Linked DNA regions of Homo sapiens: all the other regions are linked to region 1. Evidence: chromatin loops called from intact Hi-C (ENCODE). Cell type or tissue: psoas muscle. All regions are shown on one strand. Region 1 holds the start of LOC124903509 (a long non-coding RNA gene). Region 2 holds the start of MTFMT (mitochondrial methionyl-tRNA formyltransferase). Region 3 overlaps PARP16 (poly(ADP-ribose) polymerase family member 16). Region 4 overlaps IGDCC4 (immunoglobulin superfamily DCC subclass member 4). Region 5 holds the start of RNU5B-1 (RNA, U5B small nuclear 1).

What was found. Hi-C counts contacts between places; a loop is a spot of excess contacts. Peaks named below come from ENCODE experiments on the same cell type or tissue, not always from the same donor. Only the 100,000 strongest peaks of a DNase experiment are listed, where the experiment ranks them.
Region 2: a loop joins it to region 1, with 2.2 times the contacts of the local background. A loop is called at or near these places in 18 of 110 quality-filtered maps.
Region 3: it touches region 1 in a loop (6-fold over the local background); 91 of 110 quality-filtered maps call a loop at or near these places.
Region 4: a loop joins it to region 1, with 2.8 times the contacts of the local background. A loop is called at or near these places in 27 of 110 quality-filtered maps.
Region 5: a loop joins it to region 1, with 4 times the contacts of the local background. A loop is called at or near these places in 69 of 110 quality-filtered maps.

Annotation. Positions count from the first base shown.
Region 1 is chr15:65,187,686-65,191,685 of GRCh38, reverse strand. It overlaps LOC124903509 (a long non-coding RNA gene), which reads right to left and starts at 2,691. Exons shown (of 2, transcript XR_007064683.1): 1 at 2,444-2,691; 2 at 1,939-2,229. In psoas muscle, a CTCF peak has its summit at 2,349 (motif pointing left); no DNase peak of the experiment used is centred here.
Region 2 is chr15:65,027,840-65,031,839 of GRCh38, reverse strand. MTFMT (mitochondrial methionyl-tRNA formyltransferase) reads left to right here and starts at 2,201. Exons shown (of 9, transcript NM_139242.4): 1 at 2,201-2,435. The coding sequence starts at 2,227. RefSeq lists silencers at 2,049-2,238, 2,489-2,788. In psoas muscle, a CTCF peak has its summit at 2,384; a DNase peak (open chromatin) is centred at 2,169; H3K4me3 peaks cover 2,210 bases; H3K27ac peaks cover 1,074 bases.
Region 3 is chr15:65,269,201-65,273,200 of GRCh38, reverse strand. PARP16 (poly(ADP-ribose) polymerase family member 16) reads left to right here. Exons shown (of 6, transcript NM_001316943.2): 2 at 2,129-2,266. Among named protein-coding and RNA genes, the nearest start is that of SNORA24B, 14 kb to the left of the region's middle. In psoas muscle, a CTCF peak has its summit at 2,057 (motif pointing right); a DNase peak (open chromatin) is centred at 2,100.
Region 4 is chr15:65,384,067-65,388,066 of GRCh38, reverse strand. IGDCC4 (immunoglobulin superfamily DCC subclass member 4) reads left to right here. Exons shown (of 20, transcript NM_020962.3): 17 at 1,411-1,516; 18 at 2,008-2,236; 19 at 2,952-3,113; 20 at 3,648-4,000. Among named protein-coding and RNA genes, the nearest start is that of IGDCC3, 8.1 kb to the right of the region's middle. RefSeq lists enhancers at 2,564-2,683, 2,704-2,753, 2,764-2,813, 2,688-3,299. In psoas muscle, CTCF peaks have their summits at 2,277 (motif pointing right) and 3,058 (motif pointing left); DNase peaks (open chromatin) are centred at 2,326 and 3,026; H3K4me3 peaks cover 663 bases; H3K27ac peaks cover 588 bases.
Region 5 is chr15:65,302,441-65,306,440 of GRCh38, reverse strand. It overlaps RNU5B-1 (RNA, U5B small nuclear 1), which reads right to left and starts at 1,764; the gene lies at 1,648-1,764. RefSeq lists a silencer at 1,647-1,806. In psoas muscle, a CTCF peak has its summit at 2,041; DNase peaks (open chromatin) are centred at 1,380, 2,040 and 2,510; H3K4me3 peaks cover 2,416 bases; H3K27ac peaks cover 3,293 bases.

The DNA of each region.
Region 1 (4,000 bases):
AAAAAGGCTTTGCTGGCTGGGTGTGGCGGTTCATGCCTGTAATCCTAGCACTTTAGGAGGCTGAGGCAGGTAGATCACTTGAGCCCAGGAGTTCCAGACCATCCTGGGCAACATGGTGAAACCCTATCTCTTAAAAAATACAAAAATTAGCCAGGCATGGTGGCACACACCTGTAGTCCCAGCTACTCGGGAGGCTGAGATGGGAGGAGCGCTTGAGCCTGGGAGGTAGAGGCTGCAGTGAGCTGTGATTATGCTACTGTATTCCAGTCTGGGCAACAGAGTGAGACCCTGTCCCCTCATCAAAAAAAAAGAATTTGCTGTATCCCACACTGCTAGAAATGGAAGAGATTGAAAATTTTGTAGATTTAACAAGGTGATGTTTCATTTCTGTAGCACAATAGGAAATTGAGTTGTTTTACAGAAGCAGTTTTCCAGAAAATTCAAACTTTTCCTCTTTATTTAAGACTTTTTTTTTTTTTTGAGACAGCGTTTTTGTTCCCCAGGCTGGAGTGCAATAGCACTATCACAGCTCACTGCAGCCTTGATCTCCCAGGTTCAAGCAATCCTCCCACCTTGGCCTCCCAAGGAGCTAGGACTACAGGCATGAGCCACCACACCAGGCTAAATTTTATTTTTTGTAGAGACTGAGTCTCACTGTTTTGCCCAGGCTGTTTTCAAACTCCTGGATTCAAGCGATCCTTCTGCCCTGGCCTCTCAAAGTGCTGGGATTACAAAAATGAGCTACTGCACCAGGCCTCCAAAACTTTTAAACTTTTGATTGTTTTGGGGTAGAAATATAAAAGTATTTAGTCTACTTTTATAAAAACAGAAATAACATAATTCAATCTTTTCTTGATGTATTATGAATACCATTATTGTGGAAGTATAATACTAATAAAATAGCAACCAGGGCTGATATGATATATAAAAAATTTTATCTAATCCCAAATGATGCCAGACTATATACCCTTCTTGTTGAGTTCACACATCTGTTTTTGTGTTTCCTTTTTTGTCAGGCTATTAGACAACACTTTGGCTGTGGTTCTAGCACCTATTCCCCCTTTCTAATTTACTGACTCATGCAATGGGGATCCATATGACCAAATTAGTATTTAAAATGAGCAAAGAGACTTACAGAATGAAATTCTGAAAGCCTAGGTATGAGTAAAGTACATGAACTTTGATATGCCAACTTTGTAATATCTACTTTGATGGCTCAGAAGCCTTTTCTCTTCATAACCTTGTTATTGATTAATTTACCCATGAGTACTACTTTACATACATAGCCAGTGGATGCTTCTGTATATTTAACAATTGCTTACAGGTAATACATGATTATAATTGGTTGTTTTTTTTTTTTGTTTGGTTGTTTGTTTTTGAGACGGAGTCTTGCTCTGTCACCCAGGCTGGAGTGCAGTGGTACAATCTCGGCTCACTGCAAGCTCCGCCTCCCAGGTTCATGCCATTCTCCTGCCTCAGCCTCCAGAGTGGCTGGGACTACAGGCGCCCGACACCATGACTGGCTAATTTTTTGTATTTTTAGTAGAGACGGGTTTCACCGTGTTAGCCAGGATGGTCTCGATCTCCTGACCTTGTGATCCACCCGCCTCGGCCTCCCAAAATGCTGGGATTACAGGCATGAGCCACTGTGCCCGGCCCTAGCCAGTGGGTGATTATAATTGTTAATCACTTTTATTATCTAATATTATGGTTAATGCACATGAATTGGAAATTGGAAATTGGAAAGGACTTATAAGCCAAGAGTTCATATTCTCTCTTTCATCTCTTTTTAAGTGTTTCATTTGAAATCAAGCAAGTTCCTCACAATGCTAAAGTACTGTGAATAGGGTAAGATCCTCAACTAGCTGGCTAAGAAGCATGACCGAAAAAGTAATTTTTTATTTTTATTTTTTTATTTATTTTGTATGCAACTCATTGTTTATATTTTTTGATTTTTTTATTTAAAGGAATTTTTAAAGGCATAAAGGGAAATCCATAATTCACAACATTGCACAGGAAAATATCTTTATTACTTAGTAAGCACCTACTCACTATAGCAAGTGCCAAGGGATCATTTATTCCTCACATTAATTCTAGGAGGTCAAGAGCACCCCAATTTATAGTGGAAAACAGGCTTATGGAATTAACTTACTTACCAGAGGTCACATGGCTGTTAAGGAACTCAGCTGGGATTCACACACCAGTCCTTCTACTCCTGACGTCTGTGCCCTTTAGTAAATACAAACAAGAATTCCCTAGCACTGTCTTCAAGATTTGATACACTGAAAGTTCCACTGGATTAATTTTAAGAATGCCCCCAAAGGATTCAGAGGGAAGGGTGGTAAGTTAGCACCATCTGCTGACCATCTCCCTGAACATCAGGATGAGGAACAAGAGGCAGTCTAATTGAGGACAAGGGGGATCTCATGCTATCTAAGGTTACCTCCAGCCCCCAAGGGCAGGCCCAGGAAAATGATGAGCGCCTCGCTGTAGTCCTCTTGGTCACCCTACAATACCAAGGTTGGGCAGTGACTCCCTGAGGAAGAAAGTAGTAGCAGTTGGAAGGAGCCTAAAAGAGACCTTGAGAAAAAAAGGTCCAGACTTCTATCAGCACAGTGGAAACATATCATTTCTGCAAATAAATCTTAGCATCTCCTGATTCTAGCATCCAGCAATAAAAACAGATTCCTGAGCCCTCCTCCAGACTATTTTGTCAAAATCTTTAGGAGAGGGGCCTAATGTATTTTAACAAACAACCAAAGTAATTCTTTTTTTTTTTTTTTTTTTGAGCCAGAGTCTCACTTTGCTGCCCAGGCTGGAGTGCAGTGGCATGATCTCGGCTCACTGCAACCTCCGCTTCCCAGGTTCAAGCGATTTTCCTGCCTCAGCTTCCTGAGTAGCTGGGACTACAGGCACACATCACTGTGCCCAGCTAATTTTTGTATTTTTAGAGACGGGGTTCACCAGGTTGGCCAGGCTGGTCTTGAACTCCTGACCTCGTGATCCGCCAGCCTCAGCCTCCAAAGTGCTGGGACTACAGGCCTGAGCCACCGCGCCCGGCTACAACCAAAGTAATTCTTAAGTAAAGGAAAGATGGTGGGTCACTTCCTTAATAGGAGGGCAGATTTTTATTCCTTGATGTGAGATGTTCCTGGGTAGGGGGTAGAGATTCTGCAGACCCCTAAAATCTCATCAGCTTTTGGAATAAGATATAGAGAAGTAATGGAAACCCATATGGTGATTTGGATTTAAGTCTGGGTTCTGCTGTGACCTTGGGCAAGTCACTTAAACTCTCTGTGTCTTGATTTTCTCAGCTTCAAAACTGGAATGCTGATAATAACAATATATCATTTGGTTGTTGTAATAATCAAATGAGAAAGTGGATGTGAAAACCCTTTGTAAGTTATAAAGTTCAATACGATGTGTTAATATTATCTTGAGTTCGCACCACCTACAGATGCAGGTCCTTATCTTTTAAAATACTGAGTTCCTCAATATTTATATTTATATCCTTCCAGGGATAATCAATGTCTGCTGATATGAAGGAGCAGGGTTTGGCCATGAAAAAAAAAGTCTTTATTCAGAGGATACAAAGATTCCCAAAAGAATGATGACTCTCTGAGAAGATGTGCCAGAATTTCTGGTGGAGGAGAGGAGAAGCGAGATTTTTTGTTGTTGTTGTTGAGATGGAGACTTGCTTTGTCACCCAGGCTGGAGTGCATTGTCACGATCTCAGCTCACTGCAACCTCTGCCTCCCAGGTTCAAGCGATTCTCCTGCCTTAGCCTCCCGAGTAGCTGGGATCACAGGCGTGCGCCACCACACCCGGCTAATTTTTGTATTTTTAGTAGAGACGGGGTTTCACCATGTTGGCCAGGCCAGTCTGGAACTCCTGACCTCAGGTGATCCACCTGCCTTGGCCTCCCAAAGTGCTGGGATTACAGGCGTGAGAAACTGCGCCTGGCCGAGAAGTGAGATTTTTATGTTTATCGAAAAGAGTC
Region 2 (4,000 bases), 160 kb after region 1:
CATCTCACTCTCCTTCTCATATGTGATCAGATAAGCAAAATTACTGGAATATCTTCCTCTTTGCTTCTCTTTTCTGTTCAAAACACATGTGAATTTCTCAATGTCTATGCATACATTAGACAACCTTCCTCAGTAATACCAAACTACATGAGAAATGGGGGTCCCTACAGAGTATTAAGGGGGCACATGGGCTAAGCACGGTGGCTCATGCCTGTAATCCCAGCACTTTGGGAGGCCAAAGCAGGTGGATCACCTGAGGTCAGGAGTTCGAGACCAGCCTGCCCAACACGGCAAAACCCCATCTCTACTAAAAATACAAAAAATTAGCCAGACGTGGTGGCAGGCGCCTGTAATCACAGCTACTCAGGAGGCTGAGGCAGCAGAATCGCTTGCACAGGGGAGGTGGAGGGTGCAGTGAGCCAAGATCACACCACTGCACTCCAGCCTGGGTGACAGAGTGAGACTCTGTCTCAAAAACAAAAACAAAAACAACAGCAACAACAAAAAAAAACAGGGGCACATGGAGAAAGACAAGAAATCTAAGGAGGCAAGAGCTTGAAGCTTCAGGGCGAATGTCTGAACTTCGTGTTGAAGAATGGATACCATTTAGAGATGAAGAGATGTGGGAAGGCAGTCTAGGAAGGGAGCATGAGCAAAGGCACAGGAGCAGGGATGTGCAGAGCTCATAATTTAGGAAAAAGGACTGGTCCAGGGTCACTGGGTTTAAGACTGTGTGATGGGAAAAGGTGGTGAGACGGCAGGGCGCAGTGGCTCATGCCTGTAATCCTAGCACTTTGGGGGGCCAAGGCAGGCAGATCACCTGAGGTCAGGAGTTCAAGACCAGCCTGGTCAACATAGTGAATCCCATCTCTACTAAAAATACAAAAATTAGCTAGGTGTAGTGGCGCATGTCCCAGCTACTTGGGAGGCTGAGGCAGGAGAATCGCCTGAACCTGGGAAGCAGCGGTTGCAGTGAGCCAAGATCGCCCGCCACTGCCCTCCAGCCTGAAAAACAGAGCGAGACTCCATCTCAAAAAAAAAAAAAAAAAAAAAAAAAATGGTGGTGAGAATAAGATTAGAACAAAATTCGGTTTCAGTCTCTGCTCAGATCCTGTTTCATGGATGTCTGACTCCACTCAAGGAGGCTTTGGGGATACAGAATCTAAGCACTAACGGTCCTCGGAGGTCTTCTGGGGATAAGGTTCCCTGTCCATTTCCCTAGGAATCACCTCTATGGTATCCTTCTGTGTGCAAAGGAACCCACAGGGGAGGAGTAAAGATGGAGCCTTCGATTCAAGAAAGTAACTGCAGACAAGTAACTAAGGCTCAGTTTCCTCAGGTGCAAAATGTGGGTAATTGACTTGCCTAATACATAGGATCGCTGAGAAGGCCCAACGGCTAGGATTACAAGCGTTGGAATTACAAGAGTCCCACCTCTGCTCTGTCCTTTACTAGCTGTGTGGACCTTATACACTGGTAAGTCCTTAATTTCACGGAGCTTCAGTTTCTCTTCAGTAACATATTTGTAATAGTATCTACCTCCTAAGGTTGATCTGATGATTAACCAGAATAATGAATATAAAATGCTTAGCAAAAACGTGGCACGGAGTGAAGTACTCAGCAAATATTGGTTATAATGGTTGAGGAAATGACATGCACTATATACATGAGGTTTCATTGTCTGAAAACATGCACGATTTGTTACCAAAAGACTTATCCTGGGCCGGCGCAGTGGCTCACGCCTGTAACCCCAGCACTTGGGGAGGCCAAGGCAGGAGGATTGCTTGAGACCTGGGCAACATAGTGAGATACTCTCTCTACAAAAAATCAGCCCAGCATGGTGATGTGTGCCTGTACCCCAGCTACTCCGGAGGCTGAGGTGGGAGGATCCCTTGAGCCCAGGAGCAGTGAGGTTGCAGTAAGCAGAGATCGCGCCACAGCACTCCAGCCTGCGCGACAGAGCAAGACCCTTTCTGAAATAAATAAATAAATAAATAAATAAATAAATAAAGCGATTTTAAAAAGAAAAGAAAGACTTATTCTGGAGGATTGGCTACATAGTGCAAATAAACAGAACAAAAATCTAGGGCCGCTGTAGCGGGCAAATTCGTTCACCAACTCCAACCAGACCCCGCCTCCAAGCAGGCAAGCCCCGCCCTCCCCAGGCTGCACCCTTGTCCCCGCCCCGATGCGCCTGCGCAGGGCCGGCCGCCGGCGGCCGAGGCGATGAGGGTGTTGGTGCGGCGCTGTTGGGGTCCTCCGCTGGCTCATGGCGCCAGGCGTGGGAGGCCGAGTCCCCAGTGGCGAGCACTGGCCCGACTCGGCTGGGAGGACTGCCGGGACTCCAGAGTCCGCGAGAAGCCTCCCTGGCGGGTGCTCTTCTTCGGCACGGACCAGTTCGCCCGCGAGGCGCTGCGGGCGCTGCACGCCGCCAGGTACCCGGGCCAGGGATCCGGGGACCCGGCCGCTGAAGGCCTCCAGGCCGCGCCCGGGCGGCCGGCCCCGAGGGTTTTGGACTTCTGGTTGCGGAAAGCATGGGCGGCAGAGCGGTGTGGGCCCAGATCTCGGCGTCTTCTGGCTCCCAGAAGGTGCGCCATTCCCGCCGGTCAGCCTTTGGGCGCCTAGTACCTGCGGTCTGCGCCCCTCACTCCCCGCCGCCTCTGTGGGTTCTCCAGGCGCCCTGCCACCCACGCTGTGCCGAGCTGGGGCTGGGCGCTCTGCCTGCATCCCCCGGGCCAGTCCCACGGCCTCCCTGCCCGTTTTGAGTGTGGGGAATCCGTGGCTCAGAGAGGTTATGCGATTGCCCAAGGTCATCAGCCGAGGTGGTTCGGACTAAAACCAGGTCCCACTTCAAAGTTCCCTGCTTTGCAGTTCCTCCTGACCCCCATCCTTCGGCACACCCGTGTCTCGCTCTTTTGCTCCCCCTGTGCTCCTTGTATACAAGGACATAGTCCAAAAACGACCTGTTTTCAAAAGAATAAATTTATAAATCAGAACTGTTAGGTATACATTTAGTATTCATAATATTTAACAAGTTTTGTTTACTGGGAAAGAAAATTATTTGAAATCCAACCAGTCCTGAGAGTCCATGGTATGTGGTGGCAATACCGTATATACTTCTCTGCCTCTTTTTCCCAATTAATGTTTTTTATTTCCCCATTCTGTTTTTTTCTGACGCAGTCCTCCTTCCACTTTTTTTGGTCATCTCCATCTCCTTTTCCCTACAGATACTTCACAGCAGCCCCTCATGTATTGAATCCTTCGTCAATCCCCTGTGTGGTTTTCCTTCCTCCACACACCCCTCTGTGCACACACCCGGAAGGAAACCCCATGTTCCCTTTGCACACCCTTCATGGGCTGCTGTTGTCACATGCGTCTCTCACTGCATTTATACATTTATACCAACACTTTTTTTGTTTGTTTCTGAGGCGAGGTCTCGCGCTGTCCCCCAGGCTGGAGTGCAGTGGCCGGCTCATAGCTCACTGCAGCCTCGACCTCAAAGATCAAGCAATCATCCCATCTCAGCTTCCAGAGTAGCTAGGACTACGGGCGTGCACCACCACGCCTGATTTTTAAATTTTTTGTAGAGGCGGGTTTTCACCATGTTGCCCAGGCTTATCTCAAACTCCTGGGATCAAGTGATCCTCTCACCTTGGCCTCCCAAAGTGCTGAGATTACAGGCCTGAGCCATCATTCCTGGCCTATCCTGATACTTCTGATGATGCTTCACTTGGCAGCTCCATTACTCCTGTGCTTTCTTTATAGTGCCCCAGGACATACTCCTCATAACTCCTCAACGTGTACATACAATACCTGTTTAATAAATGTACCCCCCTGGGTACTAGAATGCTATGCAGCAGGTAGAAAGGATGAGGTAGTGCTACAGGTACTGCCATGGAATGATAGCCATGTTATGTATTTTTGTTTGTTTTTTAAAAAGTAGTGTTTGAATGGCATCATGGTTATGGTAAAAAAGTTCCATGGATTCAAAGGATATACA
Region 3 (4,000 bases), 82 kb before region 1:
GTTCAAGTGATTCTTTTACCTTGGCCTCCCGAGTAGCTGGGACTACAGGCACATGCCACCACACCCAACTAATTTTTGTATTTTCAGTAGAGATGGGGTTTCACCATGTTGGTCAGGATGGTCTCAATCTCTTGACCTCGTGACCCGCCCCCCTCAGCCTCCCAAAGTGCTGGGATTACAGGTGTGAACCACCACACCGGGCCACCACACAGGTATTCTTGAAGTGCCAACTACATCCCTTGCAAAGCAGAAGGAAAGGTTGCCAGGGTTTGGGAGGACAGTGTTGTCTGGGGAGAAATGTAAATGGAAAGAAAAGAAATGGACATATATAGACCAAGCCCTGAGATTCTGTGACCTTCTTCAAACTTCCTGACAACCCCTTGGCGAGGTAGAGAGGTGCCCTTGTTGGAGAGGAGATAGAAGCTCAACAGAGATTCCAACTGAGATCTGATTCCACAGTTCATGCTGTTTCTCTGCATCCAGGAAAGAGGAGAATTGGAAAAACACAAGACAGTTCTTGACCTCCAGGTGTCTGGCCATACTTGGAAGGGAGAACTGGGGCAATGGGCTTTAGGGGCTTAGAGGAGAGAGTGGTCTCTTGGATCAGAAGTGCCTGGGTAGTAGAGGTGGGGGAAGGGGTATTCTTGGAACAAGACATGCTCCTGAATAGAACCAGTCTGTGATGGGGAGGGGATGGTAAGGGGTTGAGATTAGGCTAGAGGTGTTTAAATGCCATGCTGGAGAGGTTTGACCTCTAGTCAGTCATAACTTCTGAGCAAAAGCTACAGATACTTTGTTGCTATCTGTTAGTCCAAGTCCCCAGTCCCTTATCAGAAATCCTGGCACTGAATATGTTTCAGGATTCCGATTCTTCCTGATTTTAGAATGGTAAATAATGTGCTGCAATGACAACTAGGCTGAGTCCTATCACAGGTCCCACGGGACATCAGCCTAAATCCAAAGGCTCTAGGACTGATGACAGCTTTCAGCAGCACAGCATTAGGCACTGTGTTTCTGTGGAAGTCCTTGCAGTGGTCCACATAGAGGTCCAAGAGCTAGTCTTTGCCCCCAAAAGTGAAAACTTGGGAGTAAAGAGATGAGATCCACATGGGGTGGGTGCAGGAACTGCTCTGGCCTAAGTGAAGCTCCATTTTCCTCAGAGGCTGGTCTCACTCATGAGAATGTCATCAACAAAGCTTCCAGTGTTCCAACAAAACATTGTCACACTCTGGGAAACCCAAAGTTATGCATTCCCCATTTACAGTTCCTCCCAGGCCAGATGCCGTGTACCATGCTGGGTCATTTTTACCTTAAGCAGTGTTGCCTGATTACGTATGTAGTTGTCATACTACCTTTATCCAGTCTCCAGGGGAACAACTTAACAGAAGTTAACTAATTCTCACACAGAAAGGAAAAGGCTTTGTAATGTAGCGCTTTACCCACATGTGCATGTATCATGTATTCAGTCACACCTCCAGTGGGTGGCATGCCATACTCATGGCATGTTAATATTCCTGCAGCAGAATGCACTGATACTAACAGGAAGGGGATAGGTAAAGATTAAACCTCACATCAGCTCAGGTCAGGTTTGGTACCCAAAGAGTTTAAAAAAAAACAAACCACCAAGGCTGGGCATGGTGGTTCACGCCTGTAATCCCAGCACTTTGGAAGGCCGAGGCAGGGGGATCACTTGAGGTCAGGAGCTCGAGACCAGGCTGGCCAACATGGTGAAACCCCATCTCTACCAAAAAATATGAAAAGTAGCCAGGCGTGGTGGCGTGCGCTTGTAGTCCCAGCTACTCGGGAGGCTGAGGTGGGAGAATTGCTTGAACCTAGGAGGCAGAGGCTGCAGTGAGCCAAGATCATGCCACTGCTCTCCAGCCTGGGCGACAGAGTGAGACCCTGTCTCAAAAACAAAACAAAAACCCACCAAAAAAAAAACCTTTCAGATTTTAGAGCTTGTAAAGTTTAGTATTATTTGGAAAGGGGATTGTAGACCTGTGAATTTCCTCTCAGGAGATCCCTTGAGACGTGCAACAAGTGAACGTTGCCTGCCTTCCCACTAGAGGGCCCCTGATTATCACTGTGTCCGGGATCCTTGCTAATGGAAGTTCTTCCGTCGCTTCAGCTTGCAGATGCCAGCAAGTTACCTAACCTGAAAGAACTTCTCCAGTCCTCCGGAGACAACCACAAACGGGCCTGGGACCTGGTGAGCTGGATTTTATCCTCAAAGGTCCTGACAATCCACAGTGCAGGGAAGGCAGAGGTGAGACTTTGGTCCGTAGCATCACAGATTTTAGGGGCCTAAGGGCTCTAGGACAGCACTGAATCCAGTGGCTCTGAGACTTCCCTGTGTACCAGTGACCTGGGCAGCTTGAGAATGCAGAGTCCTGGTCCTCACCTTTAGACTTTCTAGTTCTGTGTCTGGAGTCAGGCCCAGGAGCTTTCCCACTGGCTGTACAAAGCTGAATTCTGTCTCATCTCAGCTGTGTGACCTTGAGTAGGTACCAGGTGCATTTCAGTCCCTCCGCTTCCTCATCTATAAAATGGGGATGATAATAGTATACTTCCATCAGGCACTGACTATGAGAATTGAATGAATTTTCACACTTTGAAAATGCCTAAGGGCACATACTAAGGGCTCAGTATGTGTTGGGATTCACTTTATTTAACAAGCACTGCTGGTAATTCTGATTAGGGTGACCCTGACCATACCTTAAGAAACTCTGACCTAGTTCAGTTATCAGGAGATGGAGAGGCAGAACTCAAAGGAGTGGAAAACCTCATGCTCTGGGTTCAAATCCCATTTCTATCGAAAAGGGCCTCCTTTTTTCCATTTATAAATTGAGATGCTGATAGTTACCTCAAAGTGGGGCACTGATAAAATGTGTGTCACCCCCCCAGCACAGTTTCTGGCACAAGTCAGACATTCCATAATTTGGTTTACCTTGCCTGGCTGGGGTCTCCCAGGGACAGGCTGGATAACAAGGACCAGGGTGTAGGACTTGATTCCTGCTCTGGTGCTCTTCCTTTACCCATACTGTTCATCACTTAATTCATTTCAATTTAAGAGTAATCAATTTTACAAGCTCCTGCCAAAGACACACATCTTTCCTATGTGGCGTAGAATTTGGTACCTTGGATTCTGGTATCTAAGGGACATTCTTCTGTGTTAGATGTTAAAATACCATAAAGAGCCCTGGAGGTGGGAGTCAGGAGATCTGTATTCAGTTCCAGGCTGGGTGGCTAATTCCTAGTGAATCTCTGGGTTTCACTGTTGTTATGTGTTGAATTCAAATTTATTCATTCATTTATTCTTACCTCATATGGGCATCAAGCACCTACTAGATGTTGGGTGCTAAAGTAGATAAGGCAATAAATAGCTCCTAGACTTTTGATTGTGGACCAGTTAAATTTCTTTTAAACTGTGGGGTATTGGGACCCAGGATTGTCAACTTTTTGTATTGCCCAAGTAAGTATGTTAGCCTACCATGTATCATCATTTTATAAAAGGATATTATAGTACTAAGAAAGGAGGATGGCCTTGACTTCAGAATGAAGAACAGTTCTTCCAAAGAAAGGTACATGGCAACCTTACATCAATATATCTGTTATATAGCCCTTATTTTGCTCATTCAGTCATAATCCAGAGAAAACTTTGCCATAGACTGGCTTTGGTCTGTGACCTACTATTTGAAAACCACTGGCTGGGTGCGGTAGCTCATGCCTGTAATCCCAGCACTTTGGAAGGCTAAGGTGGGCGGATCATGAGGTCAGGAGTTTGAGACCAGCCTGGCCAACATAGTGGAACCCCGTCTCTACTAAAAATACAAAAACTTAGCTGGGCATGGTGGCGGGAGCCTGTAATCCCAGCTACGTGGGAGGCTGAGGCAGGAGAATCGCTTGAAGCCGGGAGGCGGAAGTTGCAGTGAGCCAAGATGCCGCCACTGCACTCCAGCCGGGGCAACAGTGCAAGACTGTATCTCAAAAAAAAAAGAAA
Region 4 (4,000 bases), 200 kb before region 1:
TCACCATGTTGGCCAGGCTGGTCTCAAACTCCTGACCTCGTGATCTGCCTACCTTGGCCCCCTAAAGTGCTGGGATTACAGGCGTGAGCCACCATGCCCAGCCAATTATTGTATTTTTTAGTAAAGACGGGTTTTCACCACATTGGCCAGGCTGGTCTCAAACTCCTTACCTCAGGTGATCCACCCACCTCGTCCTCCCAAAGTGCTGGGATTACAGGTGTGAGCCACTGCATCCAGCTGGGACTGGCTTTAGAGACCAGTTTCTTTGGGAAATTGCTTTGATTGGAGGATTAACTTGGTGAGGTGATGAGCTTTATGGTGTGGAGGTGGACAGCAGGACTGGCTACGTAATTTCCAGGGCCCAGTGCAGAATGAAAAGGTGCTATCCCTTATTTTAAAAATTAGAGGTCGGACGGCCAGGCGCGGTGGCTTATGCCTGTAATCCCAGCACTTTGGGAGGCCAAGGTGCGGGCGGATCATGATGTCAGGAGATCGAGACCATCCTGGCTAACACGGTGAAACTCTGTCTCTACTAAAAATACAAAAAAAAATTAGCTGGGCGTGGTGGTGGATGCCTGTAGTCCCAACTACTCAGGAGGCTGAGGCAGGAGAATGGCGTGAACCCGGGAGGAGGAGCTTGCAGTGAGCCGAGATCATGCCACTGCACTCCAGCCTGGGCAACAGAGCGAGACTCCGTCTCAAAAACAAAAACAAAAACAAAAAAAGCTAGAGGTCGGGCATGGTGGCTTGTGCTTGTAATCCAAAGTGCTTATGCACTTTGGAAGGCTGAGGTGAGAGGATCACTTGAGGCCAGGAGTTGGAGACCAGCCTGGACAACATGGTGAGACCCTGTCTCCACAAAAAATTTAAAAATTATCTGGGTGTGGTAGCTCATGCCTGTGGTCACAGCTGCTTGGGAGGCTGAGGTGGGAGGATCACTTGAGCCCAGGAGGTTGATGCTACAGCGAGCCGTGTTCATGCCACTGCACTCCGGCCTGGGTGACAGAGCAAGACCCTGTCTCAAAAGAAAAAAAATTAGAATTTTAAGGTGGTGACAGCAGAGCATGAACTCAAGCGTGGGGTCCATCCAAGCATGGGGTCTGCGCACCTGCACATGTTGCACACCCATGCAACAGCCCTGGGAGCAGGCAACACGTGCTTCACCAAAGGCCAGTTTGAGGCAGAGAGACCATAACTTCTGGGTGTGTTTTAGGGAGGACAGTCAGAGGGAGAGGTAGTAGTAGTTTCTGTGAGGCTCAGGGCCCTCCTGTCCTTGTATCAGAAGATTGTGAGCATCTGAAGGGTGAGGGTCCAGCTGGTGTCTCCTGAGAAAGCCATGGATAGTCCTGATCTATGCCCTGTGCCCTTCCTCTGTCCTGACCTGCTCTGTGCCTCTCTCTCCCCCACCAGACTCGCTGGACATGCACTCAGTCACGGGCATCATCGTGGGTGTCTGCCTGGGCCTCCTCTGCCTCCTGGCCTGCATGTGTGCTGGCCTGCGCCGCAGCCCCCACAGGTGAGCAGGGGAGCCAGTCTGACTTCAGGGAAGGGAGACTTCCAGGAAGGGCTGCAGAATGGGCCATCAGGGAAAGTGGCCATGACTTGCCCTTGGCACTCCCAGGAGCCCCGTTAAAGTCAGGACTCTGGGATGAAGGAATCAGGGATGATGTCCTCCTGAGAATGGGGAGTGGACTTAGGGGAGCCCCAGCCTACCCTCCTCAGCAAGGCCAACAGAACTGCCTCACTCCCACTTCCTCTGTAGCTGCCAGCATCTTGGAAAGAGGGGCCCCAAATCTCCAGATGCCTGCAGCCAAGGGAAGAAGAGCCCTGTTTACAGCATCAGGCTGTTTTGAACAATAGCAGTTTTTCTTACTCATTGCACAGACCAGGAAAGCAAATCCCAGAGATGGGCAGGAACCTCCCCAGAGACATAGGCTGGACCAGATCCCAGCCCCGCCTGACCCCTTACTCTGACCGCTATGCCTTGTTTTCCGTCTTCCCTTCCAGGGAATCCCTCCCAGGCCTGTCCTCCACCGCCACCCCCGGGAATCCCGCGCTGTACTCCAGAGCTCGGCTTGGCCCCCCCAGCCCCCCAGCTGCCCATGAATTGGAGTCCCTTGTGCACCCCCATCCCCAGGACTGGTCCCCGCCACCCTCAGACGTGGAGGACAGGGCTGAAGTGCACAGCCTTATGGGTGGCGGTGTTTCTGAAGGCCGGAGTCACTCCAAAAGAAAGGTAAGTCAGAGCCCCACATTGCGGCTCTTTTCTAAATAGGACACCAGGGGGCGACAGAGCACAACGCGTGGCTATGCGAGCATGGCTCTACCTCCTCTTCGGAGCCGGCTGCGGACGCTAGGGCCTCTCTCCCTCCTCCACGGAATGGTTGGCTGTCAGGGAAGCACATGGGCCTCCATATCCCGGCGGAATAGGTCAGCTTGGTTCTCACGAAGGAAAGGGCCTCCCAGCAGGTGACCCAGGGTAGCCAGAACACCCAGCTCCCTCCTCATCCCTGGAGCTGGGGAGACCTCTGAGACCCAGACATCCCCGTGTGGGGAGAAGAGGCCAGTCGGCTTGGCTGTGGCCAAGTGGGACTGGGACCAGGATAAGGTGAGGCCTTCGCTGGGCTGGTCCCTTTCATGCTGGCAGGGGCGGCACATCCCACCCAACTCCGACCCGTCCTCCCTCACCCTCTCCCCGCCTGGCTCGGACACCGCGGGCTTTGCAGAGCGTCTGGTGTTCCGCTCCTCTGCAGGAGGACTCATCCTCAGATTACCCCGCTGACTCTGAGCCCTTTCGATGCTCCTCCCCAGAGCCTTGGAGAGGGAGAGAGCAGCGGGTGACAGTCTGGACCCTGCTCCCCCGCGGCCCATCCCAATTCCCTCCCCCGGGCTTCCCTCTCCCAGCCAATCCTGGTCGTGCCCCTTACTGTCCCCTTCTTTCCCCCGTGCAGATCTCCTGGGCTCAACCAAGCGGGCTGAGCTGGGCTGGTTCCTGGGCAGGCTGTGAGCTGCCCCAGGCAGGCCCCCGGCCGGCTCTGACCCGGGCCCTGCTGCCCCCTGCTGGAACTGGGCAGACGCTGTTGCTGCAGGCTCTGGTGTACGACGCCATAAAGGTCAGCGTCCTGGAAGGAAGGGGCAGGAAAGGAGGAAAGGGTCTCTGTGCTTGTGAAGAGGAAGTAATGAGTTCTCTGGAGACCCCTGGGTGGTAACTTTCCTGGGGATAGAAGTCTAGCCAGGAGACCCCTGGAGCCTCCAAAGGTTGAGTAGGTGGAGGGCAGGCCAGTTTGCAGGAACCTGTTTCAACCTGGGTTGAAAACAGCCCCTCCTCTACCCAGACCTAAGTGGGCCACAGCAGTTCCGTGGATCTGAGGGTGTGGCTGGCCTGAGTACGCTCAGCCCTTCCTCCTGTCCCCAGAGGCCCTGACTGAGTCTGGTACTCCTGAAACTCCTGGATGAGGGCAAATGGGAAGTATTCCATCATTCCCTGCCTTTGTATAGGTTCGAACAGTTCCTGTGTATCCTTCACCGACTCCCATGTGATACTTACTCTGATGGAGGGTCAGACTTTCTGCCCCACGTACGCTGGTCATTCTGATGATTACTCTCAGTAATGGTCACTTTGTCTTTGTGTTCTCTGCTCTGATCAGGGCAATGGGAGGAAGAAGTCACCCCCAGCCTGCAGGAACCAGGTGGAGGCTGAAGTCATTGTCCACTCTGACTTTAGTGCATCTAACGGGAACCCTGACCTCCATCTCCAAGACCTGGAGCCTGAGGACCCCCTGCCTCCAGAGGCTCCTGATCTCATCTCGGGTGTTGGGGATCCAGGGCAGGGGGCAGCCTGGCTGGACAGGGAGTTGGGAGGGTGTGAGCTGGCAGCCCCCGGGCCAGACAGACTTACCTGCTTGCCAGAGGCAGCCAGTGCTTCCTGCTCCTACCCGGACCTCCAGCCAGGCGAGGTGCTAGAGGAGACCCCTGGAGATAGCTGCCAGCTCAAATCCCC
Region 5 (4,000 bases), 110 kb before region 1:
GTGCAAAAAACTACTATACCCACTAAGAAAAAGATTCGCCATCTAAGAAAAAAATGGGCAAAAGGCACAAACAGGCATTTTACAGGAGAAACTATGAATGGCCAAAAAATCTTTGAAAAGATGTTCAACCTCATTAGTAATTAGGGAGATGTACATTAAAATTACTATAATGCTGGAAGATTAGACATTTGTAAAGGAAAAAAAAAAAAAAAAAGCCAGGCACAATGGCACACACCTGCAATCCCAGCATTTTGGGAGGTCGAGGTGGGAGGATAACTTGAGCTCAGAAGATCCAGAGCAGCTCACCCTGGGCAACATGGAGAAATCCTGTCTCTACAAAAAGCATAAAAACAAAATAAAAATTTTTAAAAATCAGCCAGTGTGGTGGTGCACGCCTGCAGTCCCAGCTGCTTGGGAGACTGAGGTGGGATCACTTGGATCAGGAAGTTGAGGCTGCAGTGAGAGGATATCATGCCGCTGCACTCCAGCCTGTGTGATAAAGCCAGACCCTGTCTCAAAAACTAAAGTAACATTTAAAAACCACTAAAAGTTACAATTTCATAACTACCAGATGGACAAAGATTAACTTCTGAGCATTTCTTTTTTTTTACTTTTTTTTTTTTTTTTTGAGATGGAGCTTCACTCTTGTTGCCCGGGCTGGAGTGCAGTGGCACGATCTCAGCTCATTGCAACCTCTGCCTCCCAGGTTCAAGCGATTCTTCTGCCTCAGCCTCCCGAGTAGCTGGGATTATAGGCACCACCACGCCCGGCTAATTTTTTATATTTTTAGTAAAGACGGGGTTTTGCCATCTTGGGCAGGCTGGTCTCGAACTCCTGACCTCAGGTGATCCGCCTGCCTTGGCCTCCTAAAGTGCTGGGATTACAGGGGTGAGCCATCACGCCCGGCAACTTCTGAGCATTTCAAGGCCAGTAAGGGTGAGAAGCAATGGGAATATAATAGGCCATTTGTGAAAATGCAAATAAGTACATAATTTGGGAAAAAATTATTATGCAGGTACCTACCTGCCCTAAGACCCAGCCAGCCATTCCATTCCACACTTTAAGGAAATATAACCTTGCACAGGTTCAAGGAGTTCCAATGGCCAAAATCTGGCAAAACCCCAAAACCTACAGGAAGGGAGAACGGATCTACACACTGTGCTCTGTTCAAACGTTTTACACCTAGCAGAGGTGCACAGGGCAATTATTAGTCATTGTCCATGTGTGCCGATTGAGCGCTTGAAATGCAGCTAGTCCTAATTGAGATGCGCTAAATGCAAAATATACACAGGATTCAGAAGACTAAGAAAACAATGTACAACGTGGGTTTCACCACGTTGGCCCAGGCTGGTCTCGAACTCCTGACCTCAAGTGATCCGCTCACCTTGGTTTACCCAATGCAGTGGGATTACCGGCATAAGCCACCGCGCCCAGCCAGAACACTTTTAAGAATCTTTCACATTAATGACACTGAAGTAAATACTTCTAACTTGTTGGAAGAAGCTTCACTAGAAAAAGAACGCTTGCACTTACACAAAGTTTAAACGCATGAGCGATTGAAGCGTTTACAAGCAGAACCGAAAACTTAAACGATATCTGTAAGAAACACCCTAAATGAAGTCAATCTGATTTTTTAACAGCTTTATATAGCCTTGTCGGAACAAGGCCTCAAAAAATTAGCTTAAGACTCAGAGTTGTTCCTCTCCACGGAAATCTTTAGTAAAAGGCGAAAGATTTATACGATCTGAAGAGAAACCAGAGTATGCTTGTTAATTTCATAACTCGTTTCTCGGGTAACAGAAACTCCTAGTATAGTGATGGTGACTAGTGAATGCCAAGGTTCTATACCTAGAAAAAAATTTTAAGAGTATTGTTTAAACAAAAGTCTAACTTTCACAGAATATGCTTAGAATAAAAATGTTTGATTTTGCCTTTTTAAATTTGTACTGTGAGCAGTGCATTATGGGTATGCAAATAATCGGATCAATCTTTTGATTCCGGAACAGAGCATTTCACAGAGTGCCTTATGTCACCGTTAGGGGGCGAAGCCGAAGACTGGCTGGCTGGAAAATAACGCTTTCCTGGTCAGAGACTCGGGTTTTATCTGTTTTGTGTATTTGTACGTCTGAGTTTGATTTCTTTTAAATAAAGACTGCTATTAAATTGAAAGAGAAAAAATTGGCAAGTCAATGATTAACACAGAATTCAGAATAGTGGTTCCTCCCTTCGGTGAGGAGCGAGAGATGTGACTTGGGGAAGGGCGCACAGGGGTTTAAAAAGTTTGACAATTTCCGTTTTCTTAAACTGTGTGGTGGGCGCAGGGGCGTTCTGATGTTATTTTTAACCGTGCACTCCGGGGATATACTGAATTTTGCATGCCATTTGAGAATTCCCGGCAATGTCCTGTTTAAAATTGGAACTTGAGCGCTCTGTTTCAGGTTTCCTGCCCGACCGGAATCTGCTGTTGGGGATGCAATCTTGCTATTCCAGTTTCAGACCTCGTGTCTCCTTATTCTAGGCGGGAGGATCGCCTGACGCCCAGAGTTCCAGACCTGCCATCTCTACAAAAAATAATAATTTAAAAACATAGTGCTGCCCTCTCCCCCTCGGAGCTACACTGTCGGCTCTCACCAGCCTACAGGGAATTCCTTTCTAAGGAATGTGCTCACTCGGCAACCAGTGAAAGGAAAGCAGTGCAGGCTGGTCTGGAATTACGGGCCACAAGCAATCCTCCCATCTCGGCCTCCCAAAGAATTGGGATTACAGGCCTGAGCCACCTCGCCCAGCCAGCACTAAGACTTTTACAGCCGATGGTGTAAACATTTCATTTCCCGACTTTCACACCTTCTCTAAACCAACACTTTTTTTCACTTTGCTGCTCCTTTGCTAGCAAGTCAATCATATTTGACATGCATGTAATTTAAATTTGTCTAATACATTTAAAAAATAGATTTACTGGATATAATTTAAAAGCCAAGCGATCCATCCATTTAAAGTATACCATTCGGCCGGGCGCGGTGGCTCACTCCTGTAATCCCAGCACTTTGGGAGGCCGAGGTGGGCGGATCACCAGGTCAGGAGATCGAGACCATCCTGGCTAACACAGTGAAACCCCGTCTCTACTAAAAATACAAAACAATTAGCCGGGCGTGGTGGCGGGCGCCTGCAGTCCCAGCTACTTGGGAGGCTGAGGCAGGAGAATGGCGTGAACTCGGGAGGCGGAGCTTGCAGTGAGCTGAGATTGTGCGACTGCACTCCAGCCTGAGCGACAGAGCGAGACTCCGTCTCAAAATAAATAAATAGAGTATACAATTCAATGGTTTTTAGTATATTCACAGTTGTAGAATCATCCCCACAATATAATTTTAGAATTTTTTGTTTTGGGTCTGTTATTGTTTTTCTTTTTTTTTGAGACGGAGTCTTGCTCTGCTCCCCAGGCTGGAGTGCAGTGGCGCAATCTCGGCTTACTGCAACCTCCGTCTTCCAGGTTCAAGAGATTCTCCCGCCTCAGCCTCCCAAGTAGCTGGGACTGTAGGCGCCTGCCACCATGCCCAGATAATTTTTGTATTTTTAGTAGAGACAGGGATTCACCATGTTGGCCAGGCTGGTCTTGAACTCCTAACCTCAAGTGATCTCCCCGCCTTGGCCTCCCAAAGTGCTGAGATTACAGGTGAGCCACCGAGCCCAGTTAGAATGTTTTTGCCACTCCGAAAAATGAAACAGTACCCATTAGAAGTTACTTCCCACCTGCTCATTCACCCAGCCTCTGGCAACTACTAATCTACTTTCTGTCTCTGATAGGCCCATTCCAGACATTTCATATAAAAGGAAGCATACAACATGTGGCCTTTTGTACCGGCTTCTTTTGGTGTGGCTCATTGGTGAGCAAACATTCATCTGGTTTTGTTTGTTTGTTTGCTTGGTTTTTCCTTCCCACAACAAGGAAAATGTGATTTAATTCTACAAATTTACAAACCAAAATACAAAAACAAAATGTGGA